Regions from separate parts of the Homo sapiens genome. Here region 2 is linked to region 1. A link is a loop called in an ENCODE intact Hi-C map of the cell type or tissue named here. Cell type or tissue: OCI-LY7. All regions are shown on one strand. Links, peaks and the distances in the headings refer to the core of each region. The heading gives the core; the rest is flanking DNA. Region 1 overlaps BICD1 (BICD cargo adaptor 1). Region 2 overlaps BICD1 (BICD cargo adaptor 1).

Evidence for each region. A loop is a pair of places that touch in the nucleus more often than their neighbours do. Peaks named below come from ENCODE experiments on the same cell type or tissue, not always from the same donor. Only the 100,000 strongest peaks of a DNase experiment are listed, where the experiment ranks them.
Region 2: a loop joins it to region 1, with 4 times the contacts of the local background. A loop is called at or near these places in 3 of 110 quality-filtered maps.

Annotation. Positions count from the first base shown.
Region 1 is chr12:32,133,925-32,146,352 of GRCh38, forward strand. The region is part of intron 1 of BICD1 (BICD cargo adaptor 1); the gene reads left to right. Among named protein-coding and RNA genes, the nearest start is that of BICD1-AS1, 33 kb to the left of the region's middle. RefSeq lists enhancers at 366-525, 536-595, 6,022-6,071. In OCI-LY7, for the core only: CTCF peaks have their summits at 6,074 and 6,287; DNase peaks (open chromatin) are centred at 3,397, 5,287, 5,807 and 6,087; H3K4me3 peaks cover 4,220 bases; H3K27ac peaks cover 4,589 bases.
Region 2 is chr12:32,258,917-32,271,344 of GRCh38, forward strand. All of the region lies in intron 2 of BICD1 (BICD cargo adaptor 1), which reads left to right. Among named protein-coding and RNA genes, the nearest start is that of FGD4, 130 kb to the right of the region's middle. RefSeq lists enhancers at 6,134-6,183, 6,224-6,273, 7,188-7,297. In OCI-LY7, for the core only: no CTCF peak of the experiment used is centred there; DNase peaks (open chromatin) are centred at 6,295, 6,745 and 7,215; H3K4me3 peaks cover 3,508 bases; H3K27ac peaks cover 7,748 bases.

The DNA of each region.
Region 1 (12,428 bases), core at 2,989-10,988:
GCGCCTGCCACCACGCCTGGCTAATTTTTTGTATTTTTAGTAGAGACGGGGTTTCACTGTGTTGGCCAGGATGGTCTTGATCTCCTGACCTGGTGATCCACCCACCTCGGCCTCCCAAAGTGCTGGGATTACAGGCCTGAGCCACTGTGCCTGGCTGGATGCCAGTACTTTTTAAACCAAAGTTAAAATAATTATTTATAGGAAGCAGTTGTGCACTGTAGATTAGGAACATGGAGACTGGGGCATAAATATATTCTTGAGCTAGAATTAAAGTAAAACATGTGACTGATGGAAATAACAGCTCTCCCTGTGCCCTACCATGGAACTTGGTAAGCCTTTGTTAACTCACTGGCACTGCTAGATCATGCTATGGTCCCCGAGGGCCAGGGAGGCAAGTGTGCTAGTCCAAGTAAAAAGCTGATATGATCTTTGTATGAACAGAAACACTGTTTGTAATGTGATGATAACGTTGGTTTCTTGCTCCTGGGATATTGTGTTCTAGGTAAAGTGGTCCAGAGACCAATGGGTGGCAGATACAGGGATACAGAGGTCAACTTAATATAAAAAAAGACCTTCTCTAATGTCTAAGAGCAGAGTGAAAGTGAGCAGGCCATCTGAGGAGAGAGAGACTTCCCTGTTGGCTCATCATGATGCTTAAGCAGAGCCAAAAAGCTACTTGGTAGGGATGTCAAGGAAGTGAGTCAGGTGTTTTCAGCACCGCGACTCTGTCATTGTGTGCCTCTCTCCTTAATACCTCAGAATTAGAATAAAGTCTTGATAACAGTAGTGGCACCAGTCCTGTGGTTTGTTTTGCGATGACTGTGTGGTTGTTAAACTTTCTAAGTGAAACACCATAGTGTCGGGAGCAATGCCGACAAGCCTGGCCACCTTTGGTCTACAGCAGATATTGCAAGCTGATATCCCGTGGCCACAGTCAGGCTTGGTGATTGATAAACATTTTGATTTAGGGAGCTGCTTTTTTCAAGAAACAGAATCACATAAACAGGATTTCAGGCCAGTCTCAAAAAACTGGAAGATTTCACAGAGCCTTGGGCCCACATTTCTGTGTGGCATCAGAGGGCTAGAGGTGAATGAGTCCTCCTCTCCTCTCCTCTCCCCCTCCTCCCCTCCATTCCCCTCCCCTCCCCTTCCCCGCTCCCCTCCTTTATTTTTTTTTTTTATGAGACGGAGTCTCACTGTGTCACCCAGGCTGGAGTGCAGTGGTGTGGTCTCAGTTCATTGCAACCTCCATCTCCCAGGTTCAAGCCATTCTCCTGCCTCAGCCTCCTGAGTAGCTGGGATTACAGGTGCATGCCACCATGCCTGGCTAATTTTATATTTTTAGTAGAGATGGGCTTTCACCATGTTGGCCAGGCTGGTCTTGAACTTGTGACCTCAGGTGATCCGCCTGCCTCGGCCTCCCAAAGTGCCGGGATTACAGGCATGAGCCACCATGCGTGGCTTTTTTTTTTTTTTTTTTTTTTTTTTTTTTGAGACAGGGTCTCTTGCGCTGTCACCTAGGCTGGAGTGCAGTGAGACAAACACAGCTCACTGCAGCCTAGACCTGCTGGGTTTAAGTGATCCTTACATCTCAGCCTCCTGAGTACCTGGGACTACAGGTGTGCATCACCACACCTGGCTAATTTTTAAATTTATTGTAGAGACAACACTTCACTATATTGGCTGGCCTGGTCTCAAATTCCTTGCCTCAAGCGATCTTCTGCCTTTACATCCCAAAGTGCTGGAATTACAGGCATGAACCTTCACCTTTCTTTTAGAAAGAGCGTGAATCTCTAATTCACCAGAGTCCCCACCATTCCATCTCATCTGAGTTATCTCACTATCTCTGTTCTTCCCTCATTTACATCATCTGTCACTTACCTGTTGACATGTGAGTTTTGACTTTTGATTGAGATGCTGACACCCTCCTTCCCTTCTAGGAAAGGAAAATAAAGGGGGAAGGAAGGTGGAGAGGGACAAAGGAGAGGCGTGTGGAGGATGATAGCGCAGGACTTGCATTCTCAGTTCTGCCTCTTAAATCTTGGAACCTATTTCTTCATCTAACAGTATAGGACTGATGTTTATTTTTGTATTAGATCATATATATAGGAGTACCTGGCATATAACTTTGTCCAAAGTACACATTCTTTAGCTGGTGCTCCTCTGTGTTCCCCTGTAAAGACTGAGGCAACTATAATGTTCCACTGTTCTGTGATTATTGATTTTCAGGTCTGTTTCCTCCACCAGATTATGTGTGTCTTACTCAACTTTGTATCACCAAGCACCTACGTGGCATTTTTTCTTTTTTGAAGGTAGGGACCATGGCTTTCTCTTTCTTTACTGGACACTGTATAGATGTCATGCAGGTCTGAACGTCACACTGTTAAATAATTACTTAACAACTGACCAGAACTAAGGCTGTGGTCTAGAGCTCCAAACCAGAAGCAAAAAGGAATGGTGCTGGGCTGGGGCACTTTCCTCTAACATCACCCAAACCCAGAAAACGAGGATCGTAAGCCCCTTCATGGGCCAAATGCAGGGCTGGGGCCCTTGGGCTAACCCTTTAGTGCCTCTGGCTGCATCACTGTCAGAGTAAGGTAACCAGCAAGGGGCTGCAGGGAACAACCAGCCAGGTCCAGACATGGACAAACATAATTGGAAGGAAGACAGGAAATGGACAGGTCCTGTCCAGTGTAGATAAAATGACAGCAGCTAAGGCAGGTTGAGGGGCAGAGGAGAGGCTGGGGGATCGGTATTGTAGCAATGCAGGAGTCCTGTCCTGAGTGGCTGCTCAGGGTATTGACATGCCATTTTGATAAATACATGAATTAATGAGTGAGTTTCGAGAGTAGGGGGAGAGAGAATAACTGGGCATCCCCTTCTGTAGATCCTCAGTCTTCTAGTCTTATCTCTCTAGAAGGATATTCACCCATACTCACCTTGTCCACTTTGTGCCAGAGTTGAACATTCTTAAGAAATTAAGAAGGTGATTCTTTGCCAACCATATTCCAGTTCTTTATTTAGGAGCTATATTATCAGCTTTGCTTATGGCTCCAGAAGTGGCCATTAATACCTGGAGCTAAAACACTGTTTTGGTTTAGCATGACTCTAGTTTTCACTGAATATTTAGTATTTTTAAGTTAGGTTTTTTTGTTGTTGTTGTTTTTGTTTTTGTTTTGTTTGAGACAGTGTCTCGCTCTGTTGCCCAGACTGGATTGCAGTGGTGTGATTTCAGCTCACTGCAGCCTACACTGCCTGGGTTCAAGAAATTCTTGTGCCCCAGCCACCTGAGTAGCTGGGATTACAGGCATGCGCCACCACACCTGGTTGATTTTTGTATTTTTAGTAGAGACAGGGTTTTGCCGTGTTTGCCAGGCTGGTCTTGAACTCCTGGCCTCAAGTGATCAGCCTGCCTCGGCCTTTCAAAGTGCTGGGATTACAGGCATGAGCCACCGCACCTGGCCTAAGGTTAATTGTTTTTATAAGCAAATTATTTTGCTTTTGTGACCCAAAGCAGTACTCTCAGATACTTAGTGTAGCAATTTATTACTCAGATATATAACTTTTTACAAAGAGAATCATAGCAGAAAAGAACAAGGTAACGTGTTGTAGGGCATATGTTCTGAAGGAGCACTTGACCTTATCTTCTGACATCATGTAAAGATTTTGGCATTTAGTGTCATCATGTGCAACCATTGTTACTTTTTGCTACTGTATCATAATAATACTTAGTCGTATCAGTTTGATTAAATGCCTCCTTTGTATGGTTCCCAGCAGCATGGCTGTAGAAAGTATTCTCAAATTTATCAGGAGACCCAAGTTTTAATTCGGATTCCCTTTGTAAAAAGGCCTCCATTACTGGAGGCCAAATATAAAAACTTTTTTTTTTTTGAGACAGAGTCTCCTTCTGTCTCCTAGGCTGGAGTGCAGTGGCGCGATCTCAGTTCACTGCAACCTCCGCCTCCCAGGTTCAAGCGATTCTCCTGCCTCAGTCTCCCAAGTAGCTGGGATTACAGGCACGCATCACCATGCCTGGTTAATTTTTGGTGTTTTTAGTAGGGACAGGGTTTTGCTATGTTGGCCAAGCTGGTCTCGGACTCCTGAGCTTAGGCAATCCGCCTGCCTTGGCCTCCCAAAGTGCTGAGATTACAGGCGTGAGCCACCGTGCCTGGCCAAATATATAAAGTTTAAAAATAGCTCGCTTGTGTTCATTGCCTACCACATACTGGGTATTGTGCTAGATATTTAATATGCCAGATAGCATATGCCTCATTAGCCTATGAAGTAGAGGCTTTTATTATTATTTCCACTTACATAGATGAGAAAATTGCAGCACAGATAAATTAATTTGTCTAGCGATGGAACCAAAATCTCAGTCAGGCAGTGTGACTTCAAAGCTTGTATTGATAGAAGTTCTCCAAGTGCTTTAAATATATTAACTCATTCAGACTCACCAAGCTGTGCATTTTTAGTTTATAGAGTTGATATCAGTATTAAATAGGAATATGTATGTGTATGTATTTATATATGTATGCAGATGGTCCCTGACTTAACGATGGTTCATCTTAATGATTTTTTGACTTTATAATTATTTTTTGACTTTATAATTTTTTGACTTTATATAAACCATATTTTGGGTGCCCACACGTCTATTCTGTTTTTCACTTTCAGTACACCAGTCAACAAATTACATGAGCTATTCAACACTTTACTTTAAATAGGCTTTGTGTTAGGTGATTTTTGCCCAAATATAGGCTAATGTAAGTGTTTTGAGCATGTTTAAGGTAGGTGAGGCTAAGTAAGCTGTATTTGATAGGTTAGGCGTATTAAATGTATTTTTGACTTATGATATTTTTCAAACTATGATGGGTTTACTAGGACATAATCTCATCATCAGTTGAGGAGCATCTGTATATGTATGTGTTTAGATAGATATAATTAGATATCTATATATAATAGATTCTATGCTATGGGCATTGTAAGTTCTAAATTGCTTCAGTGGCATTATTGTACATTCTTACATAAGATTGAAGAATTTTGTGATTTTGATTAATTTATATCCTTCAAAGTGACCAGGAAGGTAGAGTTTGCATGCAGAAAATTTGCATGTATATTAATTCCATAAATAATGTTTGTAGTTAAATTTTCATTTTGTTTAAACATTTTTTACAAGATAGAGTTTACTCAGTGCTGTTATTTAGCAGCTGTGTGTATGACTTCATAATTTAGGGGGCTGTCTGTTTTGTGTTCTAAGCCACGTGGCTGCTGTGGTGACTGCTTTAGAAACTTTCAGTTCCCTTTGCTGTGAAACAGGTTTCAGTGCATCGTCCCTGTGTATAAGGTCAGGTTTCTTACATGGACTCACTCTGTTTCTGTAAATTTGTCTGAGAATTTTCAAGGCAGTGCTTTCATGGCCTCTCCTCTAATTTTGTGTGTGTGTGTTTGTGTGTGTCTGTGTGTGATGATGAAAAAGTCAAAAGCCCTAAAATTAAATCAGAGTTTAATCCATGTCCCTAAACTAGATAAGCTGCTTTAGACCTTTTCCTTATCCCTTACACGTCGCTCAGTAAATACTTGCTGATTGACTTTCAAATTCAGATTACTTTTACGCTAGCATACGGTGGGCACAAAGGGTTTTTTTGTTTATTTGTTTGTTTGAGACGGAGTCTCGCTCTGTCGCCAGGCTGGAGCGCAGTGGTGCAATCTCGGCTCACTGCAACCTCCTCTTCCTGGGTTCGAGCGATTCCTCGTGCCTTAGCCTCCCAAGTAGCTGGGACTACAGACAAGCGCCACCACGCCCAGCTGATTTTTGTATTTTTAGTAAAGACGGGGTTTCACCATGTTGGCCAGGATGCTCAAACCCCTGACCTCGCGATCCGCCCGCCTCGGCCTCCCAAAGCGCTGAGATTACAGGCGTGAGCCACCGCTCCTGGCCTGGGCACAGAGTTAAAAAAAAAATACTGGTAACAGAAAACTTGTTGGCGTGTTTCAGTTTTCAGAGTCTTCTATAAGGTCTTATACCAGCCGAGAAGCAGCAGAACCATCTGTCCGTGTACCGAGGACGGATCTCAGCAGCTCTCTGTTCAGTGGCTCCTGCCTTTGTAGTGGATTCCCTTGCTGTGCTGTAATTAAGTCAGCCGGCAGGAGTTCCTGTTTTGAGGGGGCCTCTCCCGGCTGGAGAAGTACCACTGCCTTTGTGTTACCTGCCATGTTATTGTGGAGTGGATAATTTTTTTTTCCTGCATGGGTCTTGGTTTAACAGCAGGATCCTCTGGGCTTCTTCCAAGAAGCACCACATTTCCCTGAAAATAAATGGCAGATGAATTATTTCTTGAGATTATGAAAATCTGTTAGATGAAAGCTTGCCTTTTTCTCATGTTCAAAACAATGCTAAATGCTTATAATTATACTCCCAATGAATTACTTCTTTCACTGGCTTCCTTTGCTCTGGCAAAGGTGGATTTTTTTTCCATGGCAGAGAAATTTTATAAAAAATGTAATATTTTAGAAAATGCCTAAATGTCAAGAATACAACATCTTGTTTGTTGTTGTTGTTGTTGTTTTGTTTGTTTTTTGATACGGAGTCTCGCTCTGTCGCCCAGGCTGGAGTGCAGTGGCGCAATCTCAGCTCAATGCAACCCCGCCTCCCGGGTTCAAGCAATTCGCTGCCTCAGCCTCCCGAGTAGCCTCCATTGAAGGAAGTGCCATAGTGTGGGAGGATCTTTTTATTTTCTACGCGCACCGTATTTGATTCTGTGTTTACAGGAACTGTGTCTGTAGACAAAAAGCAAAATGTTGGGGTTTAGTTTCTTCAGGTGAATAAAATGTTACTTGCATCTCCTCATTGTCACAGTGTTCGTATTACATACTTCGTGTGTGTAGTTTTGGCATTTAAGGAAACAGAGCTAAAAAAAAAACAAAGGACAATAACTGCATCAACAACATGTTATACACCAGAGGAAATGCGGCGACTTAGGTTCTGTGATGGGAAACCCGGATTTTTTTGTTGTACTTGAAATCTTCCGTAGAACGTACGTGTTTGCATGACCCAGAAAGGAAAACACATTGGAGGACTTTGTACTAGTTCCATTCTAATTCTGTAAAATTCTCACAAATTCAGGCATCTGTTAACCCTTCGAGGGCATATAAGTTCAGAGCCATGTTTTCTGTTTTGTGTCTTTCCCTTTGGCGGAGTGGTTACCTTTTCTGAGCCCTTGGCTTGCTTTCTGTGAACATAAGGCGCTCCATCTGCCGCTTTAAAGTGAAGATTTATAATTCAAACAAGACAGCGTTTCGATGTTGCACTCCTGTCTTATTAGATATCAACTTAAAGTTAAGAAAATGGAATTATTCAAGGCCTTGTTATCTAGTTTATAGCTTATTCAGAATTTATATTTCTGATTTTTTTTTGTCCTGATGACTGCCTGTGACTAATTTGTGTTTTTGTTATTAAGCTAAGATTGTATGAAAAATATGGCAAAAACAAAATTCTATATTTCTAATGCCCCATGAGAAATCTGATTTAGAGGCCCTTCCTTTGGACACACTTTTTGTTTTGTTTTGTTTTTGAGCGGAGTCTTGCTCTGTCGCCCAGGCTGGAGTGCAGTGGTGCAATCTCGGCTCACTGCACCCTCCACCTCCTGGGTTCAAGCGATTCTCCTGCCTCAGCCTCCCGAGTAGCTCGGAGTACAGGCGCCCGCCACTACGCCCAGCTAATTTTTCTATTTTTAGTAGAGGTGGGGTTTCACCATGTTGGCCAGGCTGGTCTCAAACCCCTAACCTTAAATGATCCATCCGCCTCAGCCTCCCAAAGTGCTGGGATTACAGGCGTGAGCCACCGCGCCTGGCCTGGACACCCATTTTGAATAGCACTTACCACAGATTCCCGAAGCCAGTGGTTTTCTAGCCTTTTTATTCGCCGTTCGTTGTAAGCTTCTTGAGTCTTGGTGATTCTTGTTTCATTTGTTTTTGTTTCTCCCCAGAGCCTAGCACATAGTAGGTGACGAACAAATGTTCATCGAATGTATGGGCTCAACCATAGTCTATTTTTTTCAAAAAGGTATAAATCTTATCAATGTTTTACATTTTGCTGAACAAAACAGGAGAGAGCGGATTCTTTTCAAATAGGAAAAATTAGGGAGGGAAAAGAGGGATTGACTGAAACTCTATTGAAGTATGTCAACATAAAAGTTTATTGACAGCCTGGCGTGATGGCTCAGGCCTGTAATCCCAGCACTTTAGGAGGCCAAGGTGGGCGGGTCACTAGAGGTCAGGAGTTCGAGACCAGCCTGGCCAACATGGTGAAACCCCGTCTCTATTAAAAATACAAAAATTAGCCAGGTGTGGTGGCAGGCGCCTGTACTCTGAGCTACTGGGGAGGCTGAGACAGGAGAATCGCTTGAACCTGGGAGGCAGAGGTTGCAGTGAGCTGAGATCGTGTCACCACACTTCCAGCCTGGGCAAAAGAGTGAGACTCTGTCTAAAAAAAAAAAAAAAAAAAAAAAAAACAAAAAACCCCACCTATCTATCCTATCTATCTATCTATCTATCTATCTATCTATCTATTGGTCTATCTATCTAGATAAAAATAGCAGTCAACTAATTTTTCAAATTAAAAATGCTTTATTGTTATTTATAGCATGATTGTTTTTCTATAAAAAAGGCATATTACAACAGCCTTCGCTTCACATCTGACTCTTGCAGCATTCTTATAAAGAGATCTCACACCATATTTGAGGGCTTCATTAGTTTTCTAAGCCTTAAAAAAATTTCATCATTAAGATTATTCTCTCATGAAGCACCCAAAATATAGACAGCTTTTCTTATTTTCTTTTCTTCAATTGTTGACAGTCTAATGCTGCCAGATCTTTATCTGTCAGGGACTTTTGATGTTGTTGGAGCCATCTCTTGTGGACTTTATGAAATCTTGCATGCAGCACAATTTGAAACTTCATTGTGCATTCAATTTGCATTGCCTTTGCTGTGTTCACAGTGGCACTCCATGAGGCTTAACTATGGAGATCCTGGTGCTACAAGCCGTTAAATAGTTCTCTCTTCTCAACCTATTCCCCTATCCTGCTTTTCTTTTCTTCATAGCACTTATTACCTCCTGATTATATTTTTTGTTTGCCTTTTGTCTATCACCTGTCATTCTTTTACCAGACCATCTAGTCTCATATGTCTATATAACCTTTCTGAAAAACATCCTGTGGGAAATATACCATATATACAGAAAAAGTGCACAAACATGAATATACAGTTTAACAAATAATATAAACCTGCTATTCATGTAGCCACCACCCAGATGAAGGAAATAGAATATCATAAGCACCGCACAATCTCCATTTGTGCCCTTCTCCATCGTAGCTTTCTCTGTCCCAGACAACCATTGTCCACAACTTGTTGTAATAATTTACTTAATTTTCTTTTATAGTTTTATCACACATAATTTAGTTTTTGTCTGCTTTTTGAACTTTACATGAATGGAATAATATTGCATATATTATTTAATGCTTTTTCTTTCATTTAACATTTTTTTTTGTGTGTGTGTGAGATTCTCCAGGTTGTTGTACACAGTGCTAGTTATTTCATTTTGTTATGGTATAGTATCCCATTGTATGATTGTACCACAGTTTATCCATTTTTTAGTTGATGGGTTTTGACTTGCTTTCATTGTTTGGGCTATTATGAATAGTGCTGCTCTGCACCTGTTGTACATATAGCCTGGTGAACATGTTTGCGAATTTCTATGAGCGTGATCACGGTGGTGTAGAATTGCCAATCTTCAACCTGCCTGTATTTTCCAAAGCGATCATACCAATTTATTTACCTTCCAGCAGTGTATGAGAATTCTCTATTCTCACCATCATTGGATATTGTCAGATTTTAACATTTGGCTCAACTGATGGGTGTATAATGGTATCCTATGGTACTTATAATTTGCATTATCCCTAGTTACTAATAAGCTTGAGCAATTTTTCATATTTTTATTTCGATTTCCTAATTTATGAAATGCCTGTTTAAGTCTTCAGCCATTTCAAATGTTACCTGTCTTTTCAAAATGATCTATAGGAGTTCTTTGTATAATATATATTCTGGCCCCTAGTCCTTTATTCTTTGTATGTGTTGCAAATATCTTCATCTCTGCAGTTTACTCTTTTTGTGGTGTCCTTTGATAAAATTCTCAATTTGGTGAATGTAATTGAATTTATTAATTTTTCTCTTTGTTATGTATTTTTGTGTCTTTAAGAAATTTTTCCCTATGTAGGGAAGAAGGACAAAAATTGTCTTTCATAATTAGTTCTTTAACCCTTCATAACTTTGAGTATATAAATTATTGTGACCATCTTTGAATCTACAGTAGTTGAATTGCATATATAGAGGCTTGAGTTCTTAAATTATTCTTTCCAGGGTGAATATTAGCATATCACAATAGGACAGTAGGGACAGTGGCTTTTTCGCTAATGAAATCTAAGATTTTTCCTTTTCTGCTCATGAAAAATGTTTCTGCTTAAATTGTAATGAGTGTACAAGAGGCATAAATCCACAGTGGGTACAAATGTCAAAGATTATGGTTTAAACCAGCAAAATATGTCTTCTTAGATATACGAAACATTTTGTCAAATAGCCCCTGGCATCATCTGGGCTAAATGAAGAATCACCAGGACATGTGATACAGTGAAACTATTCCACTTATAGTAACAGCACTTAGTAATTGCTTTCATTAATCCAGGCAGGTTAATATTCTATCTACTTGCATAACAATGTCAAAAAATCTATTATCTACTGAAACCTTTTATATAGCAAGTTAAGCTCCTATTTCTTTCATAAAGATTGAGATTCAAATATTAATCCAAACTACTCAGAATCACTTTCTCTTCCTCACTTTTCTGATACCCCCACTGGAGAGTGACTGATCAGTGCATTATCTGTCACCTCAGAGCTCAGAGTGCCCCTCTTTTCTATTCAAATACAAAGCCATTCATTTACTTTGATGGACAAATAGCCGTGGCATTAGTATGGGTAGGGGCAAGTGCTGTTGTCTCTTATCTAGGAAGGAGTTGGTTCTTTTCTGATGGTTGAATAATATACTTAGGTATAGAAAGAGACCTGAGTGTCTTGAAAGCAACATTCTTTCATTTTTGTCAATGTTTTAATCAGCACCCCTGTGCATATATTATCTTTGCATATTTCAGCACTTTGTATTAGACTTCTACATGTTGTGGTCTTTGCTTCTGATAAGGGACAGAATAAATAGGAAGAAAGAATAAAAAAGCCATAATGTTAAGTACATCCATTCCATGCCCATAGCCATACATCACAGAAGTCACAGGGAAGGCTCTGTGACACGAGATAATGATGTGGATGTGACAGAACATGGTAGAGGAAAAGGCCACAGACAGGTGCAGAGTAGGAAGAATGAAAGAATTCATTGTGGCTGTCAAAATCCTATGTTTGTGTTCCCAAATCCTATTTCTTTTTTCTTTTGACTTGTGATGTATTGACTGTCAATTAGTTATCAGGTACTATGTTCAGCCCAGTTATTGCACAAGAGATCCTGAAAATCTTTAAGTAGCTCCTGGACTTGGAAGAGGGAAGGAAGGAGGAGACACTAAAATAATTACAATATGTTACTATTATACATGACAATATGCAGAATGCATTTGGAACATAGCCAATAACTTTACACAGAGATAGCAGTTTTTGAGCTGAATTTTAGAGGACCAAGTTGATAGAATTTGATGATCAGATGAGGGGTTAGGGAGAGGAAGTCTTTCAGTTTATTTTAAGGCTGGAGTGAATATTATTTTTGTAAATGCAGGATTTTAAGGAAAAGGACAAAATGCCAGAAGACAGCAGATTTCTATTTTCTGTATATTTGTACATCATGACAATACATTTATAGATACACTAATTCTTGTACATAAATAATTCATATAATGTTTGTCTTTATCAGTCTGAATTGTCAGCTTTGGTCATAGGGAATTGGAACCAAGTGTTTACTGAGCATCTACTATATGTGAGGCACTATATTAGGTGCTGGGCATGCAGTGATGAGCAAAACAGGGATGGGTCCAGCTCTTATAGAACTTAGAGTTGAGTGGGAAAAACAGAATTAATCAAATTTCCATATTTATAATTAGAAATGACATATACATATGAACAAAGGCTCTCTCAGAACCCAATTATTCTTCCCTTTCACTCTTCTTCCTAATCATACTACCAGCGTTAAGTTGACAGTTATTTATCAGGCATATTTAGCAGCCAGCCTTACAGTTTTCTCTTGCACACTGTTAACAATTACTGTCACATGGTCACTGTTACATGTTAGCCAATAGTGCCTCACATTCACTGTGGCTTCCAAAGCTTGGGCTTGGGGAAGCAGGTGGATGGTGATATCATGAGCTCAGATAGAGATCATGGGAGAA
Region 2 (12,428 bases), core at 3,032-11,031, 130 kb after region 1:
GCGGGCAGGAATGGATAATATCCAACCTCCCACAAGAAGCTGGTGGAGCAGAGTGTTCCCTGAGTCCTCCAAGGAAAGGAAGACTCCCTTTCACAGTCTGCTAAGTAACAGGTGCTTTCCCAGGCACTGGCATTACCGCTTGACCAGGGAGCCCTCAAGTGGCCCTTATGTGGGCGTAAGAGAGGGCTCACCTCTTGCCTTCTTGGTCACTTCTCACAATGTCCCTTCAGCACCTGACCCTATACCCGCCGTTATTCCTTGGTTATATTAGTAACACAACAAAGAGTAATATTAAAAGTTAATGATTAATAATGTCCACGATCATCTCTATATCTAATTTGTATTATAACTATTCTAACTGTTTTCTTTATTACACTGAAACAGTTTGTGCCTTCAGTTTCTTGCCTTGGCACCTGGGTAATCCTCCACCCACAAATAAATAAAGGATTATTGGAAAAATTACTTAATAAGATTGATTACGATCTATGTAAAGCAATGTATCAGTGGACTGAGGCTTGGTTATCCTAACAGTGACACATGACTTGAGAATCTCAGTAGCTTAAGGCAAGGTTTAACTCTTGTTCTTGCTGCATGTCTATTTCCAACAGTCAGTGGGTCTGCTCCACATCAGCATCATTCTGGCAGCTTCTGTGAAGGGACAGCCTCAATATGGGGCATTGCTGGTCTCCAGGCAGAGAGAAAGGAGAGATGGCAACACAATGGGCCACACACAAGTTCTTAGAACTTTGGCTCAGAAGTGGCACACACTTCACTTACACTCACATTTCATTGGCCAAAGGAGATCAGATGTCCAAGACTGATGTTAGTGAGTGGATTATATAATCTAAAGGCAAGGGCTTGTAGGAAGAGGCAGTCAATATTTGTGAACAAGAGAATGATCAGTAACATCTTTCTGCAGAGTAGGCTTATAAGAGTATTACTGTAGGATAGAGAAAACAAGCTGTGTGTCTGTGGGCTGTTGTCAACACATATATATACACTACACACTTTTTTTTTTTTTTTTTGAGATGGAGTTTTGCTCTTATTGCCCAGGCTGGAATGCAGTGGCTTGATCTTGGCTCACCACAACCTCTGCCTCCCGGGTTCAAGTGATTCTCCTGCCTCAGCCTCCCAAGTAGCTGGGATTACAGGCATGCACCACCACGCCCAGCTAATTTTTGTATTTTTAGTAGAGACAGGATTTCTTCATGTTGATCAGGCTGGTCTCGAACTCCCCACCTCAGATGATCCACCCGCCTCCGCCTCCCAAAGTGTTGGGATTGCAGGCATGAGCCACCACGCCCAGCCTCACTTTTTTTCTTTTGTTTTGTTGAACTGGTTGCCAACGTTTAAAAATTATGACATTTAACAAAGATGCAGATTTCTGGCTTCTTTTGGAAATCCTAAGCTATAGCAAGAATCATTTGGAACTGAGTTGTAGCTGCCCTTCTGGTGGGATGTGCACTCTCTGGTTTTCCATGACTGTATCTGCCTGTCTTCTCTGCAGCAGTGCCTTTCAAACATTTTTTACGTAGCTCACAATAAACAATACATTTTACATTGCTACCAAGGACTCGCATGCATGTGTGTGTGTCTGCATTCATATATAGGTATAGATATGCATATACATATACATTCCAAAGTAAAATACATCAAGGAAACAGTGCTTACCATTACTCATTGAAATTGTCTGTTCTATTCTATCCTATTGTATTCTAGTACTTTTTTTTTTTTTTTAATGCTGGAATCAACTCCCTAAATTGATTTCACAAACCACTTCTGGGTCATAGCCCATAGGTTGAAAACATGGTTGTCTATCATGTTACTTGTCTGTTTCTCCTCTAAATGCTATTGGTTAGTTTTCTAGCCTGGATTCCTGTCTAAGCCCTTTAGGGTTTCAGGACAATTCACTGTGTGGGTGAGCAGCATCTGCTTCCCTTCACTTAAACCTGGGCAATTACTGGTTTTGCCCAAGGGTCTTAAAACTTAAACTGCTTGAATATCTGGCAGTTTCCCCGCTGACTTTTCCCTTGTCTGATTTCCTATTTCAATAAAAATAGCCTTGTAGGCGAATATGCCACTGATTCGGAGAATCTCAGTTTCCTGACTGGGCTAGGCAATCAAGGGCAAATGAAAGTGAGTCCTGTTGTACAGGAAGGAGAGTTCTCAGATGATGAGGATGGTCATGGGGACTTTGTTACCGAAGGAGGCCCAAGCTCATGATTTCACAGGATTGATTCCTCCATCTCACTGATCATTTAACAAATACTTATGGATGACCCATGTGCCAGACCCTGTGCTAGGGAACTCATCCAAAACTTACAAAAATTTCTCCTAGATGCACAGACGATGAATAGTAATTACCTCTTCCTGTGTTTTACCCTTCCTATTTCTTCTTTTCTTCCCTTGACCCAGAAATTCATCAATTGCCCTAGGGCTGTTCCGGCTTAGTGCTTGTTGGTCAGTTGGATGTGCCCTTCTGCTCAGGTCTTTGTGGGCTCTCACTGGTGTTCGTATGCATATAGAATGGATGTCTGCATCACATTGTAGGGACAGTGTATGGGGATGTGAAGACAATAAGTGAAAGTCTGCCGCCCACTAAGACACAAGCAGCATTGCTATAAACTCCAGTGGAAAAAGGTGATATTATAGGGAAGGAAAACCGTATTGTCATATTTTCATGGAATTCAGTGAATTGCATTTTGAGGACCAGTGCCATTTTGATGCTGGAGGATTCCACCACCTTTGTGGTGTTGTTTCCTGGAAGAGATTCTACTACTGAAGTGGTGTTGGCAGCAGGTGTACCCAGCAAAATCAGGTAGCAAGGCCTGGTGGAACTTGGCAGAAAGGAGCTCACTGGGGCCATCAGAGACAGTAGTGAGGCCCCCTTGTGCCAGTTAGGGGGCAGCAGAGACCCAAAAGTGGATTTTACCAGAAAGGGTTGAAGCAGGAGAGGAAGGAAATGGCGAATGCCTTGACAGGCCATGTTTGTGAGTCCAGGAAGACAACTCATGGGAGCTCTCAGAAATAATTGTGGGGTGAGGTGAGTGCATACTTGGATAGAGATGTTACAGTACCTGACAGGGGCAAGACCCAGTAATATATGGGTTGTTACTATTAAACGTGACCCCATTTTAAGTCGTGGGTTTATATAACAAGGTTATTTATGCTTGTTATATGCTTTATGTGCATTACCTATAAATGTCCTTAAACTTTTATCACAGTGCAAATGCAGCTCATTACCAGAATCCGTGAGCACTGTCTTCAAACCCTCCCCATTGCCTTGACATTGGCTTTTTCTTAATTCTGTCTCTTTTTTTGGCCACTCTGCTCTTGATCTTGTGTCTACATCTGAGCCTGAAATTGGAGAGTCCTTGGCTACTCTATAATCTGAGTCTTCTACTTCCTGCTTTCCCTATTCAGTCTCCCATTTCCTTCTCCAGCCCCATCCCTGGTACTAGCAAGTCCCTCCCTGATGTCTTCACCATCCGTTCCTTTCAGACACCTGCCACCCTTCACATTAGCAAAATGACAAAAAATAAGAATAAATAAGGTGAGTATAGTAGATTGCATAGTGGCCCCCAAAAGATACACCACAGAGCTCCACACATACTAACCCTTGGTCCCTCAGAATGTGACTTATTTGGAATAAGGGTCTTTGCCAATGTAATTAAGATAAGGATCTAGAGATGAGTCCATCTCCTGGGTTACAGTGAGCCTTAAAGCCAATGACAAGTATCCTTATAAGAGACAGCAAAGGAGAAGGTGGCCATGTGAAGACAGAGACAGAGATTGGAATTCTGCTGCCATAAGACAAGGAATGCCAGGGGCACCAGAAGCAGGAGCTTTCTGAAGGTGCATGGCCCCTGCCAGCACCTTAATTTCAAGTGTCTGGCCTCCAGAACTGTGAGAGAACAAACTCTGCTGTTTAAACCACCAAATTTAGGCTGTGAGTGGTGGCTCACGCCTGTAATCCCAGCACTTTGAAAGGCCAAGGTGGGCGGATCGCTTGAGCTCAGGAGTTTGAGACCAGCCTGGCCAACATGGTGAAATCTCGTCTCTATTGAAAAAAAAAAAATTAGCCAGGTGTGGTGGTGCACGCCTGTAGTCCCAGCTACTTCGGAGAGAGGATCACCTGAGCCCGGGCAGCCAAGGCTGTAGTGAGCTATGATCTGGCCACTGCACTCCAGCCTGGGCAACAGAGTGAGAGCCGGTCTCAAAATCAAACAAAAAAGCCACTAAGTTTGTGGTAATTTATAACAGCAGCCCTAGGAAACTGAGACAATGGGTGACCATACAGCACCAAAGGACTTCTATTTCATGATTGGTGAACATTTTAAAATAAGAAAAGGCCAGGCATGGTGGCTCACGCCTATAATCCCAGCACTTTGGGAGGCCGAGGCGGGTGGATCACGAGGTCAGGAGTTCAAGACCACTCTCGCCAAGATGGTGAAACCCTGCCTGTACTAAAAATACAAAAATTGGCCAGGTGTGGTGGTGGGCACCTGTAATCCCAGCTACTCGGGAGGCTGAGGCAGAGAACTGGTTGAGCCCGGGAGGCAGAGGTTGCAGTGAGCCAAGATCACGCCACTGCACTCCAGCCTGGGTGACAGTGAGACTCCATCCCAAAAAGAAAAAAAAAAAAAAAGTATTACAGAAAAGAATGTGAGAACATGTTTCAAGTATTAACAAATAAAAGAATGCATGCTAAATAATTATTTGCAACACATCATAGAGCCAGTTCTCACCTGGCAATAAGGTACTCCAAAAGTTCATTCATAAGTAAATTGAGACTCAGAATGCATATTTTTCCTGCAGGAGTCATGTGATATATTATGGATGTTTTCAAATATTAATCCATAATAATCATTTTAAGTTAATCATATGCGGACTATAGTTTTCTTGAAGCGAGGGATTGTTCTACACGTATTTAAGTCTTGCTGTCTAGCAGAGTGCTTTGCATGGGTAGGGCCTCCAATAAATGCTTGATGAGTAGTAGTTCATTAAAAAATTCTTTAAAATTTTTTTTACCACAAAACATCTGCAAGTAGAGTAGTTCATTTTTTAAAGCACCATACACTAATATTTAATAGCAGCTGTTTTAGAGTCAGATTGCAAGGCTTCAGATCCTGGCTCTGCCACTTACAGAATGCAAATCATTAAGCAAATTTACATAATCTCTGTGTGCTTCAATTTATTTGTCTATAAAATTGTGATATTAATACCTATCTCACAATGCTGTTGTGAGGAGTAAATGAATTATTATGTACTAAATACTTAGAACATTACTTGCATGTACGGATTCAATAAATCTTAAATATTGTTATTAGCTCTTAAGTATATCTCCTCAACTAAATTATAAACTCTGAGGAAGAGGCAAGATCCTATCCTTTTTAAAATCCCGGCATCTACACAATTTCTTGCATATTGTGTGCACTCAGTGAGTATTTGTTGAACTACTAAAAGGAATGAATGATTGGCTATATGTTTACAATACCTTCTCCATAAAAAATACATATAGAATTGATAACATTCTAACATTTGTTACAGTAAAAAATGTTTTTAGAAATTAAATAGAATTTTTTTTTTAAGACAGTGTCTTGCTGTGTCGCCCAGGCTGGAGTGCAGTGGCATGATGTCAGCTCACTGCAACCTCTGCCTCCTGGGTCCAAGCAATTCTCCTGCCTCAGCCTCCCAAGTAGCTGGGACTACAGGCACGTGCCACCACACCCTCCTAATTTTTGTATTTTTAGTAGAGATGGGGTTTCACCATTGTTGGCCAGGCTGGTCTCAAACTCCTAACCTCAAGTGATCCACCTACCTTGGCCTCCCAAAATGCTGGGATTACAGGTGTGAGCCACCATGCCCAGCCTAAATAGAATTTTTAAGATGTCAGAGCAAAAAGGAAATTATTACCAGTGTGAAATTCTTCACTATATTTTAGCCCCTAAGAGGCAGAGACCTTGTCCTGTTTCTTTGTAACTGCTGCATTTTGCGTGATGTTTTGCAGAATAGGCATGTGCGACCTTGTACACAGAAAGGGCTTAAGCAAATCCTTATGCAGATTCCTGGAGTTATTTTTCTGTGCTGGTCGCTCCTTTCCAGAATTCTACTCTGCAACTTCCAGCTGCCTTAGCCTTCTGAACTCAGAGCCCCCTCTCCTTACCTCCACGAGGCCTCTGGGGTCTCTGGGTTTCCCCTTCTTGCACTTGCAGTTTATACATTGCCTCCAAGCAGAAGGCCCAGGTGTTTCTCATGCTCATCCCATCTGTTTCCCCTCTAACAGAGATTAGTCTTACAAGGCCTCGTGTTCAGTCTGAAAACAGCTGCTTCCTGTACTTCGTTCAGTTCTCTAATTGCTCACAATAAAAAGCTAAGTCCTTTCTTACTTCATCATGGCTAGAAGCAGTTCCCATGCGAATGTCTTGGTTAAAGGAGAAAAATGTATAAGGTAACTATAAACTAAGACTTTCACATCAATTCAGTTGGTTCTTTTGTTAAGAATTACAGGGTTGGGCACGATGGCTCACACCTGTAATCCCAGAACTTTGGGAGGCTGAGGCGGGAGGATCCCTTGAGGCCAAGATTTTAAGATCAGCCTGGGAAACATAGTGAGACCCCGTTTCTACAGAAAAAAAAAAAAAAAAAGTAAAAATTAGGCACAGTGTCGCATGCCTCTAGTCTCAGCTACTTGGGAAGCTGAGGCAGGATGATCAATCCCTTGAGCCCAAGAGTTCGCGGTTACAGTGAGCTATAATTGTGCCACTGCATTCAGCCTAGGTGACACAGCGAGATCCTATTTAAAAAAAAAAAAAAAGACAAAAAGAAAAGAAAATTACAGTATAATTTTTCTGTGTTGAAGAGCTTCTGCTGGACAAATTTTCAGTCTTGGTCGGCAGTTTAACTCAAGAACAGACTCTTCTATCTTCACTTCCAGCTTACATAAATTAGAATGGAGAAGAGAATTCTAAAGTATAAAGAATGTACACTGTTCTCTGCCCCAATTACACATCTGTCTCACGGCTTGTTAGGCAGCATGATGAATAAGCGTGTCATCTCTCTCCATTTATTTGTGCATCCATTTTTATATCCATAGTCTATAGAGACTTTCATTGCTTCTCACAAATTTGTTTAAACTTTTAATAGTGATATATACAGACTTCCTCATCTAAGCACAGACACGATTTCTATTTAGGTCATTTCTGTGCAGTCACTTCCTCTTCCTAGGTCATAGCCCTGTAGTTCTATCATACATAGACTGTCTATTTTAATAGAAACCTGCAGCAATGGTGGAAGGAGGGGAACGGGAGTCATTTCATCAGAAAGATGCATTGTATCTACTGGAGAATTTTCTTGTCTTAGAAACACTAGAAATTATATTTTCTGGAAATTTCAAATTTTACTAAAATGTGGTCATTGTCAATTATGTAACAGGGGCTTTCCTTTTCAATATAGCGACTATCAGTAATAGTGCTGGAAATATGATAACAGGCCACATTCTAAAAATTCATTTCCTCTTTAATTAGGACCTAACTCTTGGAAACTCCTTCATGTGAGCTGCCACAACATCATCTAAAAGCAAACTGCCAAAAAATCATCTTAAACCGCATCATCTAAAAGTTATTTTGGCAAAATGCATGGTCTCAAATGGAAGATAATGACAGCTAAGATAGAATTTAGAATGAGCCCCAGCACTTTGGGAGGCCAAGGCGGGTGGATCACTTGAGGTCAGGAGTTCGAGACCAGCCTGGCCAACATGGTGAAACCCTGTCTCTACCAAAAATATAAAAAAATAGCCAGGCGTGGTGGTGCATGCCTATAATCCCAGCTACTCGGGAGGCTGAGGCAGAAGAATCACTTGAACCCAGGAGATGGAGGTTGCAGTGAGCCAAGATCACGTCACCGCACTCTAGCCTGGGCAATAGAATGAGACTCTGTCTCAAAAAAAAAAAAAAAATTTAGAATGAGCACGAAGTTAATGAATAATACCTCAGTCACATTCTAGTAAGAAACCATTCCTCCTTGTGGGAATTAGAGCCCTGCCCCCAGAACCCTGGCTCTGAGGTTTGACTTCTGTTATGTACTGACAGTCCCCATTACGCTCATGGTTCCATGGTGCCAGCACAGGAGTGGCTGATGACAGAGGCTGACATGTCATGCACATCATTCTGTCTATCTCATTGTTTAGTGTCTCTTCCTTGGTAAATGCTCTCTGATAGGTGTTACCATGCAATCGAAAGATCACACACCTGATACTACTATGTGTCTATCCATTTGCCTCTTTCCTAGACATCTTATCCCTAGCCTTTCAAACTTTCTCCTTCTGGATCCCTGCATATGTACACAGTGTATACAATGAACTGTAATTAAATAAACTACATAATTTACTTATTGATTAGGTCTCTTTTAAACTATTTCTTGTGAGTTCAAGAAAGCAGAGATCTTTGTAGTTTTTTTGTTTTGTATTTTAATTACTACTGTATCCCTAGCACTTATAATAGTGTGTGGCAGAGAACAAGTACTCAGTAAATAGTTGCTGGGTGAATCCATACTAAATATAAATCTTTGTCAATTAGTATATGTGTGAGAAATATCTATTCCTAGTTAGAGGCTGGTCTTTTCATTTACTTTATTGTAAATGATGTTTGAATGAACAGAAGTATGGAATTTTAATGTAGTTAAATTTATCAATCCTTATTAAGCTATTTTTTTGTTTCTTATTTAAGAAATTCTCTGCTGCAAAGTGATAAATATGTTCTGGTATATTTTCTTCTAACCCATCTTTCCCCCACTGATCTGCAATGACATTTTTGTTGTTAATTAACTTTTATTACCAGTGAATCTGTTTCTAGGCTCTCTATTTTGTTTCATTGTCTGACTATCCTTTTTAAAATAAGTTTTTTTAGAGACAGGGTCTAACTCTGTTGCCCAGGCTGGAGTGCAGTGGCACAATCATGGCTCACTACACCCTCTAACTCCTGGGCTCAAGTGATCCGCCGCAGCCTCCTGAGTCACTGGGACTACAGGCATGGGCCATCACTTCTGGCTAATTTAAAAAGTGTTTTTTTTGAAGAAATGGTGTCTTACTGTGTAGCCCAGACTGGCCTCAAACTCCTGGCCTTCCTCCCACCTCAGTGTCCCAAAGCACTGGGATTACAGGTGTGAGCCACTGCACCCAGCCTATCCTATTTATTTTTATTTACCATTATTTATTTTTAATTGCTGGACAGTTTGACAAGTCCAGTTTGAGCTAGTTATGTATCACATCCCATTTGCAAGGGTTGTTTGTCTTGTTCAAAGGACAATGAGTACAACCAATGTCAACAGAAGTTGTTTTTCTTCCTTCGAAGAGAAGGGATGCGCCAGGATGGAGAGTGCCTGCATTCCTGCCCATCAGGGTACTATGGACACTGAGCCCCAGATATGAACAGATGTGCAACTTCTCTCGGAGAAAACAAAATAAAAAATACGTCATTGGTCCATGTTCAACTGCCCATCGTAAAAAAGAAATACATCATTGGATAAGCAACTTCATTCAAAAGTCAGTGCCACAGCAAGCAAGAAATTAGAAGCTTGTAAAAATAAGATGGAATTTTGAGCTGGGCACGGTCGCTCATGCCTGTAATCTTAGCGCTTTGGGAGGCCAAGGCAGGTGGATCACTTGAGGTCAGGAATTCAAGACCAGCTTAGCCAACATGGCGAAACCCCGTCTCTACTAAAAATACAAAAATTAGCCAGGTGAGGTGGTGAGTGCCTGTAATCCCAGCTACTTGGGAGGCTGAGGCAGAAGAATCACTTGAACCCAGGAGGCGGAGGTTGCAGTGAGCCAAGATCGCGCCACTGCACTCCAGCCTGGGTGACAATAAAAATAAATAAATGAAATGAAAATAAAATAAGGTGGAATTTTCACCCATTGACAAAAAGTTAATAATTATTATTGTATCTAATTTCTGGACATTGAATAGCTCATAAGCCAACCTACTTATGAGCATCTGTTTTCTGGATGAGCTTCAACCGTTGCAAGTGGATTTTTCTTCTTTGGACTACTTGTCAAACTGTAGTGTGAATCAGAGGAGTTTAATACAGATTGCTGAAGTTTTTGATTTGTAGGTCTGGGATGGGACTTGAGAATTTGCTTTTTTCCAAGTTCCCATGTGATGTTGATACTGCTGGTTCTGGGACCACATTTTGAGAAACTTTGTTGTCAATAATGTGCCCACAGCTGCATTATTTTTTTTTTATTTTCCCAAGAATTAATGTCATCAGATTTAAATAGTAGTATATATTAATACTGAATGACAAGTTAGAAAGATAGATTTGTTTAAAAGATAATATTGGAAATAGGCACATGAATATTTTGAACTTAAAATAAATGTTTCAGTGATTTTTATTAAAGTAATATGAATATTGTCCTCCAAAACTTTGATGATAGAGTTTTGTTTCTTTAATGTGAATTACTTTCTTACATTGTGAAAACTTAGAGCATATTCTTCCTCAGGCCTAAGTACTGTATAGGAACTATTAAGTGAGAACTTTAACAGTAATTCTCCATATGCAAAAAAGCATTTTTACTAGTCTGTACTTAACAACTTGCAAATTTGCTTTTATCCAAAAGGAAGAGAATTAGAGAAATGATTTTAGTAAGAAATGCTAAAATCAAAAAGATAGGTAAATATTTAAGGAATCATTGTAGTATTCCCAACAGTTTTATAGATGAAATTTTAAGTTCTCTGGGTTATAACTTGCTTTCTGATGCCATTATAAACCTGATGGCTGAGACACTGGTCGATCACCCATTAGGAATATATGCTAAAATTGTTGCTTTCAGTTTTTAAAATATGGCTTAATTTTATGTTTGCTTAAAATTGGTTTGTTTTGGCCTGGTAATATCTCGGGTCCCACACATATGATCATTCACAATTATCATATCGGGCTGAGCAGGGTGGCTCACGCTTGTAATCCCAGCACTTTGGAAGGCCGAGGTAGACAGATCACATGAGTTTGGGCCCAGCCTGGCCAACGTAGCAAAACCCCATCTCTACTAACAATAAAAAAATTAGCCAGGCGTGGTGGCACGTACCTATAGTCCCAGCTACTCGGGAGGCCGAGGCAGGAGAATTGCTGAACCCAGGAGGCGGATGTTGCAGTGAGCCAAGATGGCACCACTGCTCTCCAGCCTGAGCGACAAAGCCAGACTCCCTCTAAAAAAAAAAAAAAAAATTATTATTATTTAGTTTTATCTTCTCTATCTGTTAATGAGAGAGACTAAAATAATGATGAAGAAAACATTTTAATATGGTATATGAATAGTAATAAAATAATATAATAAGATGTATCTCCAAAATCTGAATCTAATGGTACTATATTCGTATTATAGCTGATTCTTTACAAAAAGCAGTCTTGGCTTACTGGAAAATTCACATTTTAAAAGTCGATCAGTTTCATTTTTTCTGGAGAATGTTAGCTTTACTGAAAGTATAAAAGTTTCGTTGTTGTAGACACCAGGTCCTAATAAAAACAAGTAAAAGAAGAAAAAGTTTGTTATGGGTGGAACTGATTAAGTGAGGTACCACTGAAGAATTAAAGATATCTCACACATACTTTGATTAATTAAATGGTGAATAAGAACTTGTTTTAATCTCATTATTCAAGTCACTAAAATGTTAAACAGGTAAGACAAAAAGGCAATTATTACAAGTTTTTACGTAAAACTATGATAAGATTTTTTAAAAAGTGAAACACCACCCATACACACTGAATTCATTTGGCTGGTATTGATTCTGAATATGTATTTTATAATATTTCATTGGCCTTGACCCACAAACTAAACACAGACATTTTCTCAATTAGTCATTTTCAGGTTTATTGCCTAAGATGCTAATTGAAATTCAGGGCAGGCAAAAATACATCATTGGCCTTTGTATATCTTTGAAAGGCCTTCTGATGGGACCTTGCTCCGTATAAAGGCTTCTCTTCTCTGCAAACTGAAAGGGACCCTGTGTGTGAAGTGTGTTCAGTGGGGTCTTCAAGGAACAACATAGAGAGCAGCCGCTGGCCAGCCGGAAGCCACCATGCGCTGTCCTCAACAGAGCAGCTCCAGGCTGTATGACCCCCAGGCAATTAGGCACCAAAAGAAGATGCTCACACTTTCCAAAATTCTTTCCCAGGGCTGGGGGAAGGGAGCCAGACTTGGAGCCCCTATGTGGAACTTAGTCTCCAAGGAAAGAAAGCATGTTCTCATCCTACAAACACTCCATTTTCTCCCTGAATTAGTGTCCTTTCTTTGAACCAGATGAGACTTCGCTCAGAGCTGGAGGCTATGGCCCCTTAGTTCTGTTTCCACAGTGCTTCCAGCCCTCTCCCCAGTTTGGAGGCCCCCAAAATGAGGCGCTTATCTCTTTGATTTTGTGAAAGAAAATGCACAGTTC